Linked DNA regions of Mus musculus: region 2 is linked to region 1. A link is a loop called in an ENCODE intact Hi-C map of the cell type or tissue named here. Cell type or tissue: heart. All regions are shown on one strand. Each heading gives the region's core, and the rest is flanking DNA. Links, peaks and the distances in the headings are about the cores only.

The links. Hi-C counts contacts between places; a loop is a spot of excess contacts. Peaks named below come from ENCODE experiments on the same cell type or tissue, not always from the same donor. Only the 100,000 strongest peaks of a DNase experiment are listed, where the experiment ranks them.
Region 2: it touches region 1 in a loop (3-fold over the local background); 5 of 42 quality-filtered maps call a loop at or near these places.

Annotation. Positions count from the first base shown.
Region 1 is chrX:13,457,471-13,468,458 of GRCm38, reverse strand. Nyx (nyctalopin) reads right to left here and starts at 7,369. Exons shown (of 4, transcript NM_173415.5): 1 at 6,976-7,369; 2 at 628-2,349; 3 at 245-322. The coding sequence starts at 266. In heart, for the core only: a CTCF peak has its summit at 6,736 (motif pointing right); a DNase peak (open chromatin) is centred at 6,668; H3K4me3 peaks cover 1,028 bases; H3K27ac peaks cover 1,764 bases; H3K27me3 peaks cover 1,484 bases.
Region 2 is chrX:13,611,633-13,622,620 of GRCm38, reverse strand. It overlaps Cask (calcium/calmodulin-dependent serine protein kinase (MAGUK family)), which reads left to right. Exons shown (of 27, transcript NM_001284503.1): 7 at 1,796-1,971; 8 at 8,029-8,151. Among named protein-coding and RNA genes, the nearest start is that of Gpr34, 16 kb to the left of the region's middle. In heart, for the core only: no CTCF peak of the experiment used is centred there; no DNase peak of the experiment used is centred there.

The sequences.
Region 1 (10,988 bases), core at 3,825-8,824:
TCATATATGCATAAAGTTTGAAAAATAAAATAAAAATATTTAAACATCTATAATGTCACAGTTACCACTTACTTGTTTCTTGTTTTCTAGCCTCTCCCCACAGTCACACAGCAGGAAATCTGATCAGAAAGAGTATCCAGAGAAGCAGCTGTGACTGAAGCCACTTGGAGCCCATACTCTTTAGGCAGGAGCCCTGTGACCGCTGCCTACCTTCCCATCCCAGCACCTCTGGCCCAGGACTCACCATGAAGAAGCAGGATCAGCATCCCTTGGCCTTCCTTGCACCTGGTGGCTTAGAGCCACTCAGCTGTAGGATCCCTACCTGAGGGGAGAAAGGGCAAGTCAGCAGGTCGAAGGCTACCCAGGAGGGGTCCCTTGGGAATTCTGCCCGCACCTCCACACTTCCTTGGCTATACCCAGCCATTTCCCCTTCTGTGTGTTCATTCCTCCCCCAAGGATCCTAGTGTTGGGCTCACTCAAATTCCACCACATCCATCCATTTGGAAACCCTTAATCAGGCTAAGACCCATCAACAACCCAGGTATCACTCAGGACCCAGCAAGAAAATAGATGGTAGAAAACCTCTGCATAAAAACCCTTAATGGCCCATCTCCAAGTATTGCTTACCATCCTGGAGGTCTGCCCATAGTGCCCCCAGCCCCTCCATCTCCCAAGAAATGGTGAAAGAAGAAATAAAGGCTGGAGCAGGGAGCACACAGGGGCAAAGAGCAAGGACTGTGCATGCATGCAGGGTTGACTGTTTATTTTTCTTTCAGATAGTAGCTGGAAAAGCCTCGGTATCGGATGAGGATTAGCAGAGATGAGCAAACGTGTCTGCCTTTTGAATTGCCAAAGCCAATGACAGATTTTGCTGACAAACCAATCAGTTTTATCCCCAAGCCTTGGCTACCAGAGCCTTCCTGCCCTCTCCATCTGCCAGGCCCCTTTTTTGCTTTAAACCCTTCCCACATTCTGCCCAGTTCCCTGACCCCAGCCCTAGCCCCACCCATCAGCAATAAGCAGTCTGCAATCCGCTTCCCGCTACCAAATGGTATTATAGGTCTTTGTAACAAGGACACATTATGTAACTTTAGAGGGCTGTAGTGGGGACCAGGCAGTTTAACATAACCGTGTTTTGCCCAAATTGCAAACTGCTGATTTCATCTCTTTGGAAAGGCGGATGATCCCCAAACAGAAGGTGGCAGAGGCCCTTCCCAGCAGGCAAGAAGCTTTGGTGTTGAGGCTTGCGGCCATGCTTGGCCTAAGGCCATTAAGTCCTGTGTCAAATTCCGAATCTGAGGTCTTACAATCCCATCAGGCAAGGATGTAAGCTCTTGCTGCTCTGTTTGGTTTGTGGATGCAGCAGAGGCGATAGCTGTAGCAGTACTGGGAGCTGGTTAGGAATGCTGAAACTCAGGCAGCCTGCTCGCAACCCAGACTCTGAGAGATTCCTCTGCCTAAGGGGCTGCCGAGACTGATTCCTGGACAGACAGCAGGGACATGTTTCTCTGACCACTGATCCACAGTTCAGCTGTCCTACATGCTCCTGGTCCCAGCAGCTCCTCCAGGCCTGAGTGGGGGTGGAGGGTTGGCTGCTGTTCCCTTGTAAGACATCCATGAAAACATGCCAAATTCTCACTCTGCTGAGAGGAAATTTGACATTCCCTTCCCATAATAAGGGCTCTGTTTGTGGATTCAGCCATCAAGGCCACAATACCCTGGGGAATTACCAGTTTCTTACATTTGGACCTTGAAAGCAAAAATATGACTGAACTGGTCTAACCTCTGATACGAAGTGTCTTAGTTAGGGTTTCATTGCTGTGACGAGACACCGTGACCAAGGCAACTCTTATAAAGGCAAACATTTACTTGGAGCTGGCTTACAGGTTCAGAGGTTCAGTCCATTAGCATCAAGGTGGGAACATGGCAGCATCTAGGCAGGCATGGTGCTGGAGGAGCCAAGAGTTCTATGATCGAAAGCAGCAGGGAAAGACTGTGCCACACTGGGTATAGCTTGAGCATAGGAGACCTCAAAGCCCACCCCCAGAGACAACCTTCCTTAGACAAACCACACCTACTCCAACAAGGTCACACCTCCTATAGTACCACTCCCTATGGGCCTAGCATTCAAACACATGAGTCTATGAGGGCCCCTATTCCTAATCAAACAACCACAGGAAGGAATGACTGGGATGGGGTGAGTAAAAGTAACATAGGTGAATGAAGCATCCCCCCCCCATCCCACATAAGTCCTTATCCGTAGGTTAAGTGGGAGTGGTAGACACAGTCTGTAACCACCAGTGTTGCAAAGGTCCTTGTGGCTCAGGAAGGTAGAGCTGGCAGTGAGGTCTGAAAACCAAACAGAAACAATGCAAGATTAGCATTAGAGAAAGACCTGCTGGTAAACAAACTCTCCAACCCTGGAACCACCCTGCTCCCCGTACCACATACACCCCCACTCCTAGCCAAGAGGCCTGCTAGAACTGCCTGGAGCCACAGGAGCAGGAGGTAGAGAGGAAGATGATGATGAAAGACAGGTGATCCATTAAGTTGTGAGTGGAATCACGTGTAACAGAGCATGGCCAAGAAAGCCAGCATTATACAAAGAAGCTCCAAAGGCCCCAATATGTATCATAAAAGACTCATCCTGGTACAGCGTTGGCCATTTGTGCTTCTAAATGTTCTCCTGCTCTTGCTTCTCCCCTCGAAAGTGTCTTTTTCAACTTACATTTTCATCATTTTTAGTTATGCGTAGTAGGTGGATGTGTCCACATGTGGGTGTGGGTGTGGGTGTGTGAGTGCAGATGCCTGAGGAGCCCAGAGGCATCTGATCCCGTGGAGCTAGGGTTACAAGTGATTGTGAGATGCCTGGCATGGGTGCCCAGAACCCAGCTCCAGTCCTCTTAACTGTTGAGTTGAATAAACCATACCTGCTTCTGCTACTATCTATGTGTCTGCATTAGCTTTCTTATCCTCAACACAGAGCCTAGAACCGCTTGAAAGAACCAACCAAACCCTGACCTCCACTGAGTCCACTTGTACCTTCTCTTCAGATATCCCAGTGAAGTCTCTGTGCCCTTTCCCTCCCCTCTTCAGCAAACCAGAGGCTGAAATATGGCTATAAAAGTGGGTCTGGTTACACCCACAGCCCTTGTTGTCCCCCTTACCTTCCAGCTTCATCAGACCCATGGGTCAACAGCTCTAGCATTGTTCACTGATGAAGGTTCACTTGCCCAGAGAGTATTGCTGATATAGGAGAGCCTAGCCCACTCTGGGCAGCACCATTCCCTGCGTAAGTGGTCCTGGTCTATATAAGAAAGTTAGCTAACCGTGAGCCTGTGAGCATGATCAACTTGAGGTTTTATTATGGCAGAGCATTAATTCTATCAGTTACCAAGATATAGATGCAGTCTTTCTTAGTTGTGCCATATTTAACTCCTTGTCTATACAGTGCTCTGGGGTGGTCTCCCAGCTAGAAGCTTCTTGTTAGGAGCCAACTTTACTAGCAATTAAGGCTGTTCATTAGAAGCAAGAATAAATGGAAGGATGACTGTGTCTTTTGTGTGTTACTGGAGGGTAGGGAAACCAGAGGTCACTGTCCTTCCTCTTATCAGTCTAGCTTGGTTATCTCACAGCAAGCTATCAGCCCTCCTAGTCTTCCTCAGTATCTCAGACTGACCTTTGAAGCCTTAATCTTCCTTTTAATCCCAGCCTGTGTTCTCAACGCAATACATAGGAGCAAGTTACAGCCCTCACCATGGGTCCTTTCAATAGCTATAGAAAGAAAGGTATCTCTCGTTAAGAAAGGTTAGTTTGAACCTATTAAGGGGATTCTTGGCTTCAGGCGGTCAGGGAGTCTCCTTGGGTGCTTTTGGCTAGAGCTCAGATACTAAAGCCACATTCTTTTGCTTTTACTTCACAGGCATACACATGCCCAATAGAAGCTAGACCATTATGGAGGGCTAATGCATGGCACGTTTAGCCTGATACCGAGGAAACCAAGCAAAGTTTTGTTGTTGAGAGGCAGAGAGCTGGGAGGGCAAGAAGTCTCAACCCCAGTTCATGCCTTTATTTCTGGATGCCTGGTCTGCAGCATAAGACGTTCTCTGCCTCTTGTTCCCACAGAAGTAGATCCGGAGACAAGGACACAGATGGAATTATTTTGTTTGGGAGGTGATTGACAGAAGCTCCCCAGGGGATGGGGTGGGGGTGAGGTGGATAAAGCACTGTTATTGGGCTCCCAGGGCCGCTGCTGCTTCTCCTGCCCAGCCAGCACCCGGATGACTGCTTCCAGGGGAGATGAGGGACTGTGTATTTGCTAGCCATCTTGAGCTATGTGCCAACATGTTGTAGACATTTTGCTTCCTAAAAACAGCTTCTGTTGGGCAGGAACTCAAGAGCCTGTAGACATTGACTGATCTGGCCTTAAGCTCATCAGGTCCTACTCATGAAAGAGAAAGAAGCCCGCCAGGCCTCTATTTTAGGTGGCTAGGCCTTTGTCTCAGTTCAGGGCAGTGAGGAAAAAGGCAGCCATCTTGAGAGGAGGAAGCTGGTCATCTTAGAAATCTGTCATCTTATTTTCTAGTCATGGCCGTTATCCCTATCTGTCTGACTTTCAGGAAATGTGTCTAACTCACCACACAGAGAGAGAGAGAGAGAGAGAGACAGAGACAGAGACAGAGACAGAGACAGAGACAGAGACAGAGACAGAGAGATGGAGGATAGGACATATTTTATTCGATGGTTAGTTAGTTAGTTAGTTAGATCTATAACTTTCAAATATTTAAAACGTCCAAACGTTTAGACACGTGGTACATGACCCTCCCTGTATACTCTAACCCCAGATCCCACAAATATTAGAGGCTAGCCTATGTTTGCTATCTAGGTGGAGGTGTTCAACTGTTTGCCTGAAGTGAAGCCTGTGTGAAAATGAGCGAAGGATCTAGAATAAAAGAACTAGGATAAAGATTGGCCTTTATCCTGCCTTTTCCTCTCACTTTCTGGTCTCAAATGGACTCCCTGAAGTTCTGTGCCTCATAGTCTAACCCAGACTCTAGATTCCTCATGTAAGGAAACTAGGGCTCAGAAACTGCAAGAGACCTGTTGCTCAAGATGCCAAGTGTTGACATAAAGGAAGTAAGAAAATAGTTTATTCTGAGTCATATGGCCTGGGAACCTTGAATGTCACATTCCACAGTAGAAGAGATGACATGAACTGTATAGTCACAGAAGAATGTAAAGTTGTAAGTCAATAAACTTTCAATTACATTGGTAGGAACATCATGTAGCCTGGCAACTGCACAGCCACAAAGCTGCTCCATAGGTATGTGTCATCTAGAGTGCTTTGTTTTAGGGTAGGTGGAGGTCAAAGGTCTGCTAAGTTCTGTGATATACTGATGAGGGCTTCTCTGAACAAGAACGTTGGGCCAGGAGCCTGTAAAATGGCTCGGCTATTAAGAGTGCTTGCTGCCAAACCTGATAACCTGAGTTGGATTCCCCCCAGACCCATATGGTGGAGGGAGAGAATCCTGTAAGTTGGTTTTTGATTTCCACTCATGCAAGGTGGCACACACACCTACACACACAAATACAAACACTTTTTTTTTAATTTGTAAAGAATTTAGGTCATGGCTGGGAAGATAGCTTACTCAGTAAATCTGAGTTGGATCCCCAGAAACCACATTAAAAAAAAAAAAAAAAACAACCCAACATGGTAACAGAAACAGACAGATCACTAGCCAGCCAAGCCAGCCAAGCCAGCCTACTTAGCAAGCTTCAGACAAGTCTCAAAATAAATCAATTGGATGTCTTCTGAGGAAGGGCACCCAAGGTTGTCTTTTGGATTCCACATGCACTCCACAAGTGCACTGGTGGGCATGAGCCATCCATTCACGTACACACACACACACACACACACACACACACACACACACATGTTGGGTCAGATATAAAAAAATAAAGTAAATGGTTATTAAAGGTTCTAAAATAAGTCAATTTTGACTCTCCTCTTTTCACAAAATTCCACACCAAGTTGTTCTAATCAGACGAAGCTTCTTCAGAAAACTTGAGGTTACAATGCTGAAGGCAGAGCAAGGAATTGGTCGCCTAGGTTATGGTTGGTTTTTGTTGTTTTGCTTTTGTTGTTTTTTTTTTTTTTTTGTTTTCTCTCCTGAGATTCCAGTAAGAAGCCAAAGAGTCACCCTCACTGCCTATGTGAGATCAGGATGAGGCACCCCTAAACTGCCTTAGCTGAAACCATCCTTTTGTTGGAATCCCTGGCTCCTTGTAGGGCTGGGGGAATCGACCTGAATTCACAGCCTTAGCTCTGGACTGCAGCAGGGGACGCTACTTATTCTGCTGACTCTCAGAATGACGTCACCCCAAGGACAGGCCCAGACAAAGTCGGGATGCAGGCTCGTACCGGATTCCGGGTCCTGCGCACAAAGCGTGCCTTGGCGGTCGGTCGTAGAGGGGCAGCTGGCCACGAGTCCCCAGTATGAACGTTTAAGTCCCTATTCCTTCCCACCTCTCTGGATTTCGAAAACTAGTTCAGCTCGCTAGCCCGGGTTAGCAACCACTCGTGACGCACCAGGGGACTTTTTCCCTCTCAAGGTCACGTCCTTGCGAAACCTGGACAGCCACTGCGGGTAACCCGTGCTGCAGCCCCGCCCGCTCCCAAGGTCTGGTGGGGCGGGGCATCCGAGCATGGGCCCCGCCCTCCCAGGCTTGCCCATCAGAGGGCGCTGAAGCTCCAGCGCTGGACCAGTGCCACCGCAACCTATCTTATCGTCCCCGCCAGGAAGCAGGCTCCAGCATGGCGGCGCGGGGGCGGCTGCCTGGCCCGGAAAGGCCCGGGGCACGCCTGAGCCGGAAATCTTAGTCACGCACCTGAAGTCGCTGGAAGGCTAGCTGCCCTGGTCAAAGGACAGCCTGCCAAAAGTCCCTCTGGAGAGGGTCCTTCAGTGACCTACTCACCTGACTGACCCTGGAGTCAGGAGGGTGGATAATAAGCCAGTCTGACACAGCACATAAAGGGTTGGCCCAGGATTTCTTCTGCTGTGCTTCTCAACAGACTCGCTGCCCTAATACTCCAAAATGCACGTTCCAGGAGCTGCATGTGAAATCGCCACTCTCTGTGGCCTCCAAAAATAGAGCTGTAGGCCCATCTGCCTTGCCCAAGGAAAAGACCCAAACTCAATGCAGCAGGGAACTGCCAAGTATCAAATCAATGTCCCAGTCTCAAAGAGGCCTCTGAAACAATGGTTGATGGCGCTGACACATGCTAAGAGGTGAAAGAGGTCCTGGGACAGGTTTCCTAAGCCACCAGCAGCACGGCCAGACAACAGTTGAAATCAGTAGTTATGGACCTAAGGAGCTAGAGGCTTTAGAATAAAATGTTAGGGGGAAGAAAGGAATTGTTCTGATCTGTGATCAGAAGGACTAGGATAAGAGGAATTGGGCAGAGTCCCAGGAGTGAAGGGTTAGTCAGTCCATAGCAGAATTGCTGCATTTTGGCAAGTCCGTTCTGAAAGCTGAAAGTGAGGTGACCTTCAATGGGTAGTCTTCGGCACACAGGGCAACAATGCAGTGCAGCAGATTTGTCCTTTTCTTTGTTGATTTAGCTGGAAGCTGTCAGTTAAAATAATCTCATCTGATCTCTTCCTCCATTCTCTGGCCTGTAACTTAATTTAGAGAGTTTCAGAATTCTCTTATCACAGGTATTCAAGGCAGGCAAAAGATCCCGGAACATCTGATTTCAGAAGACAAGCCATCGAAGATACCTGAGTCTGTGCAATGTTGAGCCACCAGGCAACTGAGTCTCTGCTGATGACCTGTCAGAAAAACAAATGCTGGGAGAGGCTTGGGCCTCCCTGCTGCTCTCAGATAGGCACCTTTTGCCACTTAGAAAATTAGTGTTTGACAGACATACACGAGGCTAGAGCTTGAAGCTGACCAGCAAAGAAAAGATACAAAGGCTTCCACTTTCCACCTGTCAAAGGAATGGATCTAGGGACAAAGAAGTCTGTCGGGCCTGAGATGGGATGGGATCTTCCACCCCACAAAACCCCTGAGGCGTCTATTTGAAAAAATGGGTGAGCTTTAAAACATTTTCCTCACCTGGACTTGAATTTAAAATCCTGTTAGGTTTGAGAGTCGCCTTTCCTGGATACATGTGGCTACCGTTCCTCGTGAAAGAACCCTCTCCTTACAGCAAATGGAGGCTACCACAGAAAACCACAACTGGAGCAATAGATTCTAGGGAGCTCAGGCCCAATGGATACACCTACACCACCACTCCTGCATCTATGACTCAGGGAGCATCGATGAAGAGAAGGAAGTCTGCTGTGAAATGGTCTCTCCTACAAATGACTGCATAAACAAACCAGAACAAAGGTAATATCACAGACATGTTCTCAGGGAAGGGGAAATCCACCAGGCCCCATCCTTAGGCAAAGAGCTACCTACAGGCAACTAATGGCTTTGGGAAAGATGACTAGCCTCTCCCAGTAATGAGCATCCTTAATTGGTTGTCTAATGCAGAATGGTCAGCCTTGAACACACATACACACACACACACACACACACACACATCACCAACAAAAATGGACTGAGCAGGTTGGATATGTGTGTGTGTGTGTGTGTGCACACGCGCGTGCATATTTCATACTCACATGCACACAAATATGTATGTAACAATAAATAAAATATGCTATCTACTTAGGAGTATACGAGGACATAGGAGGGCATCAGGGAAGGGTAGCTGGAAAGTGCTAGAGGGAGGAAAGTGGTATGATTCTATTTCAATTATAAACATAGTTTGAAGTAAAATTAAAATATATATAACATTATAGAGAGTATATCATTGGTGGTACGACTAACAATGCATAACTAAAAGCCCGCACACAAGAGGCTGAAGCAGAAGAACTGTATTTGAAGCCACCCTGGATTATATGTGACTCTCTTCCCTTCTCTTCTCTTCTCTTTTCTTCTCTTGTCTTCTCTTGTCTTCTCTTGTCTCCTCTTCTCTCCTCTCCTCTCCTCTCCTCTCCTCTCCTCTCCTCTCCTCTCCTCTCCTCCCTGCTCCTCTCCCCTCCCCTCCCTTCCCTTCCCCGCTCCTCTCCTTAACCCTCCCCTCCCCTCCCCTCCCTTCTCTTCTCTTCTCTTCTCTTCTCTTCTCTTCTCTTCTCTTCTCTTCTCTTCTCTCTCTGTTATACACATTCATACATGCATGTACATTGTTATAAATATACATTATATATAAATGATTTTATGTTTCTAAAACGTGGAATGAAAAACAAAGATATATTGGGACAAAGAAGATGGCTGTGGAGAGAGGTAAAAGCAAAGCATGAGGCCCTGAGATCAAACCCTCAGCACCAACATTAAAAAAAAACAAACAAAAAAAAAAACCCCAGATACAGCTGCACATGACTGTAACCACAGCATTGAAACACAAGTGGATCCTGGGAGCTGCTTGCCCAGCCCACTTACCTGAACCCGCAGGTTTCCTGTTCAGTAAGAGATCTTTCCTAAGCAAAGCAACAAGGCTGAGAGCAATAGAGAAAAACATCAAACATCCTGCTCTGACCATTACTTCTGTGCACCAAGCATGTACTACACACAGACAACACACACAAATAAAAGAAATAAAAACTCTGTTACAGGGAACATAGACAATCTGGGGACCAGGGTCCCCTTATCTTAGGAAAGAATCGATTAGCATGCCTCATTTACATTTACATGTGTTCTAGGCATTGTCCTATGACTTTTTATAAATTGTAAAATGGCCAAAGGCTCACTCGGGAGGAATTTAGACTTCTCCACCTCCCCATTTGGCCAATTTGTAAATAAATCATCTTTCTTTTACCAATGTCTGTAGCCAGGCTTTTGGCCACTTTGTGGGTTCTTTTTTCTTCCACCCTTATTTCATCCTTTCAACCCCCCAACATTAGGTAGGAGTGAAAAAAGGATAGGAGGGAAAGGGGGCCATTATCAGTAGACTGCTTCCTGCTCACTGGGGTCAACAAGTTCCTTGGGGAAAGTTTGTTTGTCATCACCAGGATAGCTAATTCCTTCTCATTTTTTTTTGTTCATGATCACTTGAAAAACCACAATATACAACACCCAACAGCATCCAACCACCAACCACCCAGTCACACTATTGAGGCTCTAGCATATATACATCCTCTGAAAAGTCCCCAGAATTCCAAATGTGACACTCTCACAGAAACTATCCTCAGCTGGCAAAAACCTCACTCTTGCTTAGAGCATGAGGCAAATCATAGTCAACTGCTATGAAGCAGCCCCATATCCCACACCTGGAAAACATGGTCTCACAATATTTCTGTGTTTTTTAAAGAAACCAGAATTCTCACTACAAATGTCTGGGTCCTAGTTTATGTAGCCAGTAATGTAAGTTCTATCTCCTGGACCTACATTATGAAAGAAGATAACTCCTGCCATTGTTCTCTGGTCTCCAGAGTACACCCACACACATACACAATCAAATAAAAATGTTTAAATGTGTAAGTAAAGGAAATAGAAACAAAAGCATCAGGTTCATGAATGTGATGCTAACAGTGGCATCATCAAGAAGAATGACTGTACCAGGTGAGTAGTGGCTCACACAAGTAAACCCAGTGCTCCAGAGATTGAGGCTGGAAGATTATAATAGCTGTGGTCTGAGATCCCAGGATGCTTGTCCTAGACAAGGAGAAAGGAAGTCTGGAGAGAGAGAGAGAGAGAGAGAGAGAGAGAGAGAGAGAGAGAGAGAGAGAGAGGAAGAAGAAGAAGAAGAAGAAGAAGAAGAAGAAGAAGAAGAAGGAGGAGGAGGAGGAGGAGGAGGAGGAGGAGGAGGAGGAGGAGGAGGAGGAGGGGGGGGAGGGGGGGAGGGGAAGGGAGGGGAGACAGACAGACTCAATCAGTAGGTATGTTAGAAAGAAAGCCAGTGGGAAATTCCTAAAGTAGACAGGTTACCAAAGAGGAAC
Region 2 (10,988 bases), core at 2,849-7,848, 160 kb before region 1:
CTTGAAGAAACAAAATCAGACAATCAAAAAAATTTTTTCTCTCATCAGGTCCTTATAGCCAATGCTGAGTTCTCATTGTACATTTTGAGTGAAGGTATTTTCCCTGCTAGAATCCTGAGCTTAATCTCTTCCTTTCAGAAGTGTGAGAGAGACAGCTCTATCAGGGTCCTTTCAGCAAAATCTTGCAGGCATATGCAATAGTGTCTGAGTTTGGTGGCTAATTATGGGATGGATCCCTGGGTGGGGCAGTCTCTGGATGGTCCATCCTTTCATCTCAGCTCCAAACTTTGTCTCTGTAACTCCTTCCATGGGTGTTTTGTTCCCCATTCTAAGCTGTCTCATGTGAGGCTATGCCAGTGCATGGCAAATACAGAAGTGGATGCTCACAATCAGCTATTGGATGGAACACAGGGCCCCCAATGGAGGAGCTAGAGAAAGTACCCAAGGAGCTGAAGAGGTCTGCAACCCTATAGGTGGAACAACAATATGAACAAACCAGTACCCCCAGAGCTCATGTCTCTAGCTGCATATGTATCAGAAGATGGCCTAGACGGCCATCATTGTAAAGAGAGGCCCCTTGGTCTTGCAAACTTTATATGCCTCAGTACAGGGGAACACCAGGGCCAAGAAGTGGGAGTGAGTGGGTAGGGGAGCAGGGCGGGGGAGGGTATAAGGGACTTTTGGGATAGCATTTGAAAGTAAATGAAGAAAATATCTAATAAAAAAATAGAAAAAAAAAAAAGAAGTGGGAGAGAACACAGAGTGACCTGCAGTAGAGGCGCACCTGTAATCCAAATTGAGGAGCTAACTAGCCTCTCCACCCCTGCTGAATTTGATAACCATCAACAGGCCTTGGCAGCATGTTCTCTATAGATGGGTTAAACGGTCTCTTAGGTTCTTTTTAAACACAGGACCACAGTGAGATAAAGTATTTTACAATCTCCAAAGTAAAAATAATCTTGGATTGAGCATAAGAGTCATGCAGATGGTCAAAAAACAGAGGAAGGAAGGGCAGGGCTGGGCCTGCAGAATGTAGACGAGCTGCCAAGTTGGTTAGGCAGTGGCCTGTCCCAAAGTCCTTTCCCGGCACAGTTGAAGCCTTTTATTCCTCCACAGAGGAAAAGACTACCTCAAGGCTACTCAGTGAAAGATGGTTATAGTGTACATGCAGCTCCAACCACATTCCTCCTAGAAAACTGGTTTTTGTAAGAGAGGGAGGAAAATATGAAAACGCTTTAAAGAACATGAGAGTCAAAGAGGATTGCGTGGGCGGGAGTTCCTGATTTTGCTTTAGTGTATGCTCTCATTCCCTTCAAATGTTTACATTAGGAATAAGCTAAGTATTCCCATTCCAGTAGCCACTGAGAATTGCTGATTGACCTAGGAACTTGGCAGTTAAAAGTCATCTTTTTGCCATCAAACTGTTGTTCACTTATGCATGCCCTCTTCCTGCCCCTGCCTCTCCTTAGGACAGGTACAGACTGGCCAACTCACTCTTCCCCTTCCTCTGCTCTAAATAGGAACATATAAAATTCTTCAAGGAGCAAGAAATAGAAGACCTACTATATAACATACAGAATTCAAAAAAGAGGACCAGAGTCCTGTTCTAGGCCCAGTCTTTTCTGACCCAGTGATCAGATAAACTATTTTTGCTTTCTATGAATTCCTTTCAGAAAGGGAAAAGAAGTACTAGAACATTGATATTGGTAAATTTTTTATCCAGACTGATACTGCTTTTTTTAATTTTCAGATTTCACAAAATCAGTTTTCCATAATGTTGCTGTTTTAAATACAGGCCGCGTTGGAACACCTCACTTTATGGCCCCAGAAGTGGTCAAGAGAGAGCCTTACGGAAAGCCTGTGGATGTCTGGGGCTGTGGTGTGATCCTTTTCATCCTGCTCAGTGGCTGTTTGCCTTTCTACGGAACCAAGGAAAGATTGTTTGAAGGCATTATTAAAGGAAAATATAAGGTAATAGACTATGGCCATTTTATTTTCCATACAAATTAAATGATCCTGAGAAAGGTACTTGTCTTGAAGTTGTTGTCTGTCTTTGCTCATTAACTTACTACTGCCTGAATTCCTACCCCGCCAGAGCAAAGGTCTGTGTTGCCATCAGGACCCAGTAGCCTTGTGAAGCACAGTGGGGTCTTGGGAAGTTTGAGTCACCATGAGCTCAACTCAATGAGCAGCAGACTTCTGTGGGCCTTTTTTGTATAGTTTAAAGCCCTTCATTTTTAAAGCTTTTTTCTTAATTCATAACACTCAAATGGAAATTTCACTCAGGTACTTTTTCAGTCATTTCTTATCTTAATTTTAAGTTTCCACCATCATAGCCAAAAAAGTCTTTATATTGCAGAGTGAACTGACATGTGAGCTTTACAACATGTTTCATAATAACAGTTCACAGGTACTTTCTTTAAAGAATTCTTTTTTTATTAGTTTTGTGTATATGTCTGCATGTAGGTAGGTACATGTGAATGCAAGAGTCTGCAGGAGATGTTGGGGACCCTGGAGCTAGAGTACAGGCAGTAGTGATCCCACCCAACACGGATAATAGGAAGCAAACTCGAGTTCTACGGAAGAGCTAAGCCACCTCTTCAGTCCCATCTTAGGGACATTTTGATATGACTTACACATTCATATTCCTTAGCTACTATGCATCAAAAGCCTGAAATATTATCACTGTCTTGTAATTACTAGATTACTGCTTTCATTATTAAAAATCAATGCTGTGACTGACATTATGGAGAGTTATATCAAAAAAGCCCTAAGGACTCTCAGAAATAAATAAGCTGAAGGTCCATTCACAGTCCCAACCCATCTTACTCTAACTATGTATCAATACATATATCTGGTAAGGTCTAGAGCTGTGATAGTGTGTATCTGGTGGCACTTAATGCTGGGGAACCCCCCCCCCATTATTACTGAAGCTCATACTTTCTATACAACTGAATCATTGCTTCATTTTTGGCCATGCCTGATAATGTAAGACCAAATATAAATTTATATAACACTAGACTCCCAAACTGTGAAGCTGCTAACATTTCTTTTCTATTTGTCAGTAATGTTATAATTTTTAAGATTTATTTTATTTTTAACTATGTTTGTGTTTGCATGTGGGTATAGGCACCAGAGAGAATAGTTGCCAGTGGAGGCCAGAGACATCAGATCTCCCTGGCGCTGGAGTTACATTACAGGTAGTTGTTAGACAAGTCATGTGAAAGCTGGCAGTTAAGCACAGGATCTCTGCAGCACCAGTATTCACTCTTAACAGTTGAGCCCTCTTTCCAGCCCATCATATGGAAAGGTAGTTTCAGAGTTACAGCCTTATCCTTTTAAACTATAAATAAGCACATGGAGGTGAAAATGGCAAATACTTTAGTTTACCTTGTGCACTGTCCACTCATGAGAGCAAACGGTATCTTTCTGAAACAGAAGTTGTAAGTATATGCTTTTCTACTTGTCTTAGAGTCAGTTGACCAGAAAATAAAAGTAATACTTTTAAAGTATTGCTTATTAAGCAATGGTCCCCCTCCTATCCTGGGAGATTGTGAATGTTACCAGTAATACAAAGACTGGGCTTTCTGGTCAAATATTACCAAATCAAATGAAATTACACATGCTAATGTATTGGAAGAAACTCAGTTGAAAATGAAGGGCCAGGCATGGTGGTGCATGCCTTTAACCACAGCACTTGGGAAGCTGAGGCAGGAGAATCTTTATGAGTTTAAGGCTAATCTGGGCCACATAGCAAGCTCCAGACCAACCAAAGCTACACAGTGAGGCTCTGTTTCAAAAATACCATAAGGAAGGAAACAACAAAGTCAAGCACAGGTTACTAAGCATAGCAGCAGACAGTACTTCATCTGCAGCAGGACCTGAACTTTAGCTGAGCACTTTAGTCAGTCTTCTCAGCAGCTGATGGCGTACTTACCACATGATAAAAATCTCCCACCTGCCTTTTTGAGTTATAAGCATTTGCTAACAATAGAATTCTTCCTTTGTGTTTGTTCATTTGCTTACTTCCTGGTTTCCAAGGCAATGTGCTTCGTTCCAACAGCGTCTGGTATTTGATTTTGTCTATTTTTAAAGCATTGAATACTTATTTTTTATGCCTTGGTAAGTAATTTCGACTGCTTGTACTGTCTAAAAATTAAGTTATTTTAAAATTTCCTATTCTTAGCAAATAATGGCAATATTATTAGGAAGCGATAAGGTAGCAGCCATACCATGATTTCTGTACCAAGGGTTTGCAGCCTTGCATCTTAGAATTTATTTCCCATTTTATTTAGCTTTTCTCTCTTCTTGCTTGTCTTCATGGTTTCCTTTACAAAAGGCCCAGGTCTTCAGCAGCAGTTTAAAGCATGGAGTCCACTTCTGCCACTTCTATGAACTTCATGGGCCTTGACTTTCTGTTCTTTTCTTTTTCTTCTTTCTTCTTTCTTTCTTTTTTTTTTTTTTTTGATATAGTGTGATATGATTCTATCAGTATGCATTGATGCTTCTTTATCATGGAAATGATCAAACACACAGGATAGTGGAAAGCTCTCAGCTTCAATACTTAATATATTACCAATCTTGTTATGCATTTCACGCACTTTTATGCTATTCTAAAACATCTCAAAAAAATCATTTCAACACCATGATGGTACTTACCAAAAGAAGCAGTAAAATCCTGATCTTGGACATTTGTAAGAAAAGCTCAATGAAATCACATGAGGCCCAGGACAGGGAAGAAGGGTGTTTTAGTTAGGTTTCTACTGCTGTGAACACCATGGCCAATAGCAAGTTGTGAGGGAAAGGGTTTATTTGGCTTATAGGTTACAGTCCATAATTGGGGAAAGCCAAGACAGGAACTTAGAGGCAGGGAATGAAGCAGAGGCCATGGAGGAATGTTGCTTATGGGCTTGTGCTTTGCCAGTCTGATTTTTTTAATACAACCCAGGACTACCAGATGTAGCCCTCCCCTCCCACATCAATCATTAATCAAGAAAATCCCACAGACCTACCTACAGGCCAATCAGATGGAGGCATTTTTTCAACTGAGCTTTCCTCCTGAATAACTCTAGCTTGTGACAAGTTGGGGGTTGGGGGACAAGGAAGCATACTATCTAGGCAGTGGCTAATCAGTCACCACCATGCATTTCAGACATTGCAACACATGTACCAAAGATGAGCATCTAAAGGTCCATTGACCACAATTCCAATAGAATGACAATATTTAAGCAGTCTTGTGCCAGTTACCGCATGAGATTCAACAACTGAAAGTGGTTGCTTTAGTAATTTTGCCTCTAAGAAAAGGAAACTAGAACATTGTCCAACTGTAAGAGCTCTCCCTAGCATACAGATGCTTTGCCCTCCCCATCTGTAAGTTCAAAGCCTCACCTGAGCCAAAGCTTGGTGTCTGTTGCTAGCCCTTGGCCAAACTGGAATGATTCCTTTATGCTGTGATGCAAGTACTGTGATTTCATTTGGCTTTAAATTATTATATTTATTCTCCATCATTTTCTCTTAAGAGGTGGCATTGATCTCTAAATGGTTAAGGTCAGCACACTGAGCCAGAGATGTAGTTCCTTGGCAGAGCACTTGGACCAGGGTTCTGTCTCCAACACTGACAAACAATAGCAACAGTTACAAAAGCTGGATACTATAAGAAGCCCCTGGTACCAGGCAACTCCCATATGGTCATTCAGTCAGGCAACTTCCCCTTTTGCCACTACCTTCAGTTCCCACTTCCCTTCCCAGCTCCAAGCTCTGAGCAATTTCCTTGAGTGTTTTTCTCATTTCTGGCCTTAGACATGTCCTCTTTCCCAGGAGCCTTCCAATTTTTCCCTCAAAGATACACATCCATTATCAATAGACTTGAAAAACGTGTAATTCTTTTTGTTTACTTTCACTCAGTTTTACCACATGAATTAGTTGTCTCGTCTCTAAAAGAAAGGACTTCACTGAGTAGTGTACAAGTGGAATTGGCTATTTTACAGAGATATGATGATAATATATTTTTTCTTATATATTGAATACCCCAGTCAGAATATCCAATTAATGATTTTTTTATAGCTTCACAATTAATGTTGCCCCCAGTTTTGTTTTAGAGCTTGTGTGACTGTTTCTTTCTTCCCTTTAGGAATTTTTCCCCAGTCTAGGCTGACCTCAAACTCATTATTCCCTTGCCTTAGTATCTCAGTTGCTAAGATTAAACTGGTGCATACCACACTCAACACCTGGTCCTAACGTTGGAAGACACTGGTTTTCAAATCTTTAGCTGGGTGTGATGGTACAGACCTGTAATCCCAGCACTTAAGAGGCTAAGGTAGAAGCAACTGGAGGTTCAAGGTCAACCTGGACTACACTGTGAGTTCTAGTCTATCCTGGGCTTAAGGAAACCTTGACTCCAAAAAGGAACTTTCTTTAAGTTTTTTCACTTCAAATTTATTTCAGTGGACCAGTATATTCTAGCCTTTTTAGCTAAAAATCAAAAACTAGAAACCAGCGTCATGAGCAGACCTTTCAAATATTGAAAATATTATAATATAGCAGCACCAATACAATAATTGCTGATATAAATAATGAGGAACAAAACCACAAAGCACTGCATGTCTTCTTCCTTGGGAAGCAGGTCTTTTTTTTTCAAGACATATAAAGATGTATTTATATTATGTATGTGAGTACCCTGTCAATGTCTTCAGCCACACCAGAAAGGGCACCTGATCTCATTAGAGATAGTTGTGAGCCACCATGTGGTTGCTGGGAATTGAACTCAGGACCTCTGGAAGAACAGTCAAGTGCTCTTAACCTCTGAGCCATCTCTCCGGGCCCTTTAACAGATATACTAAGTCATGAAAAGTGAGAGAAGTTGAATTGACTTAAAATTCATTTTTCTCATGATCCTCATTAATAACTTATTTAGCTCTGAGGTTAAGAAGTAGAATATGAATTACTCCTCAAAGATATAATATAATTTCCATAGCTATATCACAACTGTTAAATACATAATCAATGTTTCTTATAGTTGTTACACTTATTTTGAAAGATGTGTCGCAAACCTGGCAAAGGCTCAGGCAAAATCCCTATTTGTTGTTGTTGTTATTTTGCTTGCCTGTGCTCTCTTATTTCACCTGTTGTAACTTTAAGAAGTTATGATTTTGATTCAATGTGTATATTTTACATGTTTTCTCAATGTGTCTCTTGATAGTCTTGTTCTAATATTCTTGCAAATTTGTGTACTTTTTTCTTTTTTTTATATTACTGGGTATTTATTTCATTTACATTTCCAATGCTATCCCAAAATTCCCCTACACCCTCCCACACCCACTCCCCCACCCACCCACTCCCACTTCTTGGCCCTGGCATTCCCCAGTACTGAGGCATATAAAGTTTGCAATACCAATAGGCCTCTCTTCCCAATGATGGCCAATTAGGCCATCTTCTGATACATATGCAGCTAGAGACACGATCTCCGGGGGGGCACTGGTTAGTTCATATTGTTGTTCCACCTATAGGGTTGCAGATCCCCCCAGCTCCCTGGGTACTTCCTCCAGCTCCTCCATTGGGGGCCCTGTGATCCATCCAATAGCTGACTGTGAGCATCCACTTCTGTGTTTGCTAGGCCCCGGCATAGTCTCACAAGAGACAGCTATATCAGGGTCCTTTCAGCAAAATCTTGCTAGTGTATGCAATGGTGTCAGCGTTTGGAGGCTTATTATGGGATGGATCTCCAGGTATAGCAGCCTCTACATGGTCCATCCTTTCTTCTCAGCTCCAAACTCTGTCTCTGTAGCTCCTTCCATGGGTGCCTTGCTCCCAATTCCAAGAAGGAGCAAAGTATCCACACCTTGGTCTTCGTTCTTCCCGAGCTTCATGTGTTTCACAAATTGTATCTTAAATCTTGGGTATTCTAAGTTTCTGGGGAAGCAGGTCTTTTAATCTCTGTTATTTGCCCTGAGAATGTTACACCGAAAGAGTATAATAGTAAGTGTTGACTTCTTGAAGATAACTGTGTAGCTTTCCTTGTTTCCTCCTCAGATGAATCCAAGGCAGTGGAGCCATATCTCTGAAAGTGCCAAAGACCTAGTACGCCGCATGCTGATGCTGGATCCTGCTGAAAGGATCACTGTTTATGAAGCACTGAATCACCCATGGCTTAAGGTACCGTTGCTCCCAGGTCACCATCCACACTGCCCTTAAAGAATTCTACAACATGGACCTTTTCACCATTACTTGTTCCTCAGCCTTACCATCAGCTTTGTCCATTATGTTTGCTCTCTTGCACCTTGTCCAAGACATGTTTGATATTTAGCTATTGGACTGGGCACAAAATCAAATTAAAACAGGCTATTGTCCAGCAAAGATGAAAAGGAACATCTAAAGTAACCATTTCATCTTACATTATCTTTACATTGCATATGACTGTATACTCTGTAGGATTTCACTGGTTTTCAGTAGGTGTAGATTTACAGTTTTAGAGGAGAGACACATGTAGAAGTTGGTTTTGTATCCCATTTTTCTGGATTAAGGAAAATCAAATCTTAAGACATCAGAAAGTAGTATTGTTTCATTAAAGCATTGTGCCATAATTCCAGGAAATTCTTGCTTCATAAGGAAGAATACATCCTCAGAGATGTTCAGAATTTTGCCATAAGTCACAAAAGTTTTTACTGTTAGAGCCAAGATTTTATTTAGTTCAGCCTACCATACCCATTATTTATGCTATATATCCTGTCCCTCTCACTAACTTGATGACATTGCTCCAGCTACTTCCCTCTTTCCTACATTATCAGTTTTCTGGATCTTTTGGAGTTAATGTGTTGTGATTGTTTTTATTGCTTACATACACATGCATGCATAAACATTTGCCTTCTCTTGATCCTACAAATTCCTCCAGCTTCTGCCCCTACTCCTTGGTTCTCTCAATTACAAAACTTAAAAGAATTATCTGTACCCATTTCTCCAATCTTTCCTATCCCTTTCTCTTAAGCTCATTCATACTAGTCGGGATCTACCAACCCCACTAAAACAATTCGTATTGGCTATGGGTATGCTTCAGTAGAGTACTTGCCTGACATGTGCAAGGCCCTGAGTTTCAACCCAGAACCGCCAAAGCTCAAAAGAAAGCCAACTCTTGTCTAGTCACTATTGACCTTCACATCACTAAGTCTACTGCTCAAATTCCAGAGCTACAGCTGCTTAATCTGTTGACAACATTTGACATCCATCTCGTGAAACTTTCTCCCCTTGACTGCCCTCTGTTTCTCTTCTACTAGTCTGACTGCTCCTCCTCCAGTCTTGCAGATTTTCCATCACCTCCTTATATGACATCACATGGATGTGCCACTGACTGACCTCCATCCCAGCTCTACATCTCTTTCTCCATCTCACTCTATATGTGGGAGGCCTCATTAAGTTTGACTGTGTTTAAGTATCTGTACATGATGAGTCCTGAATCCAGGCCTCTCACCTGAAGTATTCTTCCTTAACCTACTGTCTAACTGGGTTTCCTGGTACCTTGCTGATTTAACCATTTCCTAGTCTCCTGTGACTCAGTTTCTGTCATTCTGGCCTCCTTGCTGATCCTCAGACCACAGTGTTGCCTCAACATTCCTGTAGTAATCATGCTGTCTCTCTAGAATATCCTTTTTCTAGGTCACTTTGGGGATTTCCCTCACATCAAATCAATATTTAGATACCAGCTTCTTCTGGTGACTATTATATCATGATGCTTCCTCAGAGGTTATGTAAGGCACTAAGATATGTAAAAATATCGATCAAAAATGTATCTTGGTGACTACGATGTGGAATGATATTATAGAGCAATTTTGACATTTCAGTGAATCTTGATCCTTCTTGGGCTGAAGGGGTCCAATGATAAAGCACCCATAAATCCTAGCATGCATAAATCCCTAAGTATGGTCCCCAGTAACATTTAAAAGAATATTACTTTTGAAATCTTCATTCAGCCTTTTGATATCTTACTACTAGTATTTCTGGTTTTCCTAGCAAAGAATAGATTATTCAGTACTTTCTTTCTTTTAGTAAGTTTTAGTATGTTTTTCTCCCTGATATGAAATGAAAATCTTAGAAGATTCCTATTCCTTCCTTGCTTCTCTCAGCTTTTTCTAATAAGGGTCTTTTGTCATTTAGAAGTTACTTTAAATGCCAAATAAGGACACTAGCAGCTGTTTAAGTCATTTTTAAGATCCTTTATAAAAAGTCTTAGCATTATACAGTTGCAGTGGCTTACATTATCAAAGCTTATCTTGTGTAATAACGTACTTCTTCCTGGAAATTCTTGTTTCTACCGATGATTATAGATAGTTCTCACCCTAAGTAGTCTGAGCTGTATACAGAATAGATTTCTGGCACCAAAAAATGTTTTAAAATGTCAGTAATATAAAAAGAAAAGTCTGGAAAGCTGAACTCAGAGTCACCTGCTGTGTGTGAACTACTGCTTATTCACATTGTTTATGTGTCATCTGGAGATGATGCAGTCAATAAGGAGCTTATCTAGCTGGAGGGAGCAACTTTAGTTTACATTTAGTCCTTGTTCCTGTAGATATGTGTCCCATTACAGTGGGCGTAAGTTACGTTGATTTAGAAAGGCCAAAATGTAAGCCTTCATTTAATAAAAATGCCTTTAATAACTACAAAGCAAAGAAAGGGAATAATGAAACTTATGCAATAAAGTATCCAAAGTCAAAGTATCATTGTTTTAAGTCAAAAATAAGAGCAAAAAGAATTATTTCTTTGGTTTAAAAAAAACAGATATTTTTATTTATTCCATGTTGAAAAAGAATCTGAGTATTAAACCAAGTAATATATGAATCCCTTATAGTTATTGACTTTCACCCTTTTAATGTCTTTATCTTATTAATGAAATAATGGATTAATGAAAACTTGCTATGAATATTCATCCTAACCAAAGTAGAATTAAGTAAATACTGAGTTCAGGGTCATAGTTGTAGTGAATTTTCTAGTCTGAAAGGAAG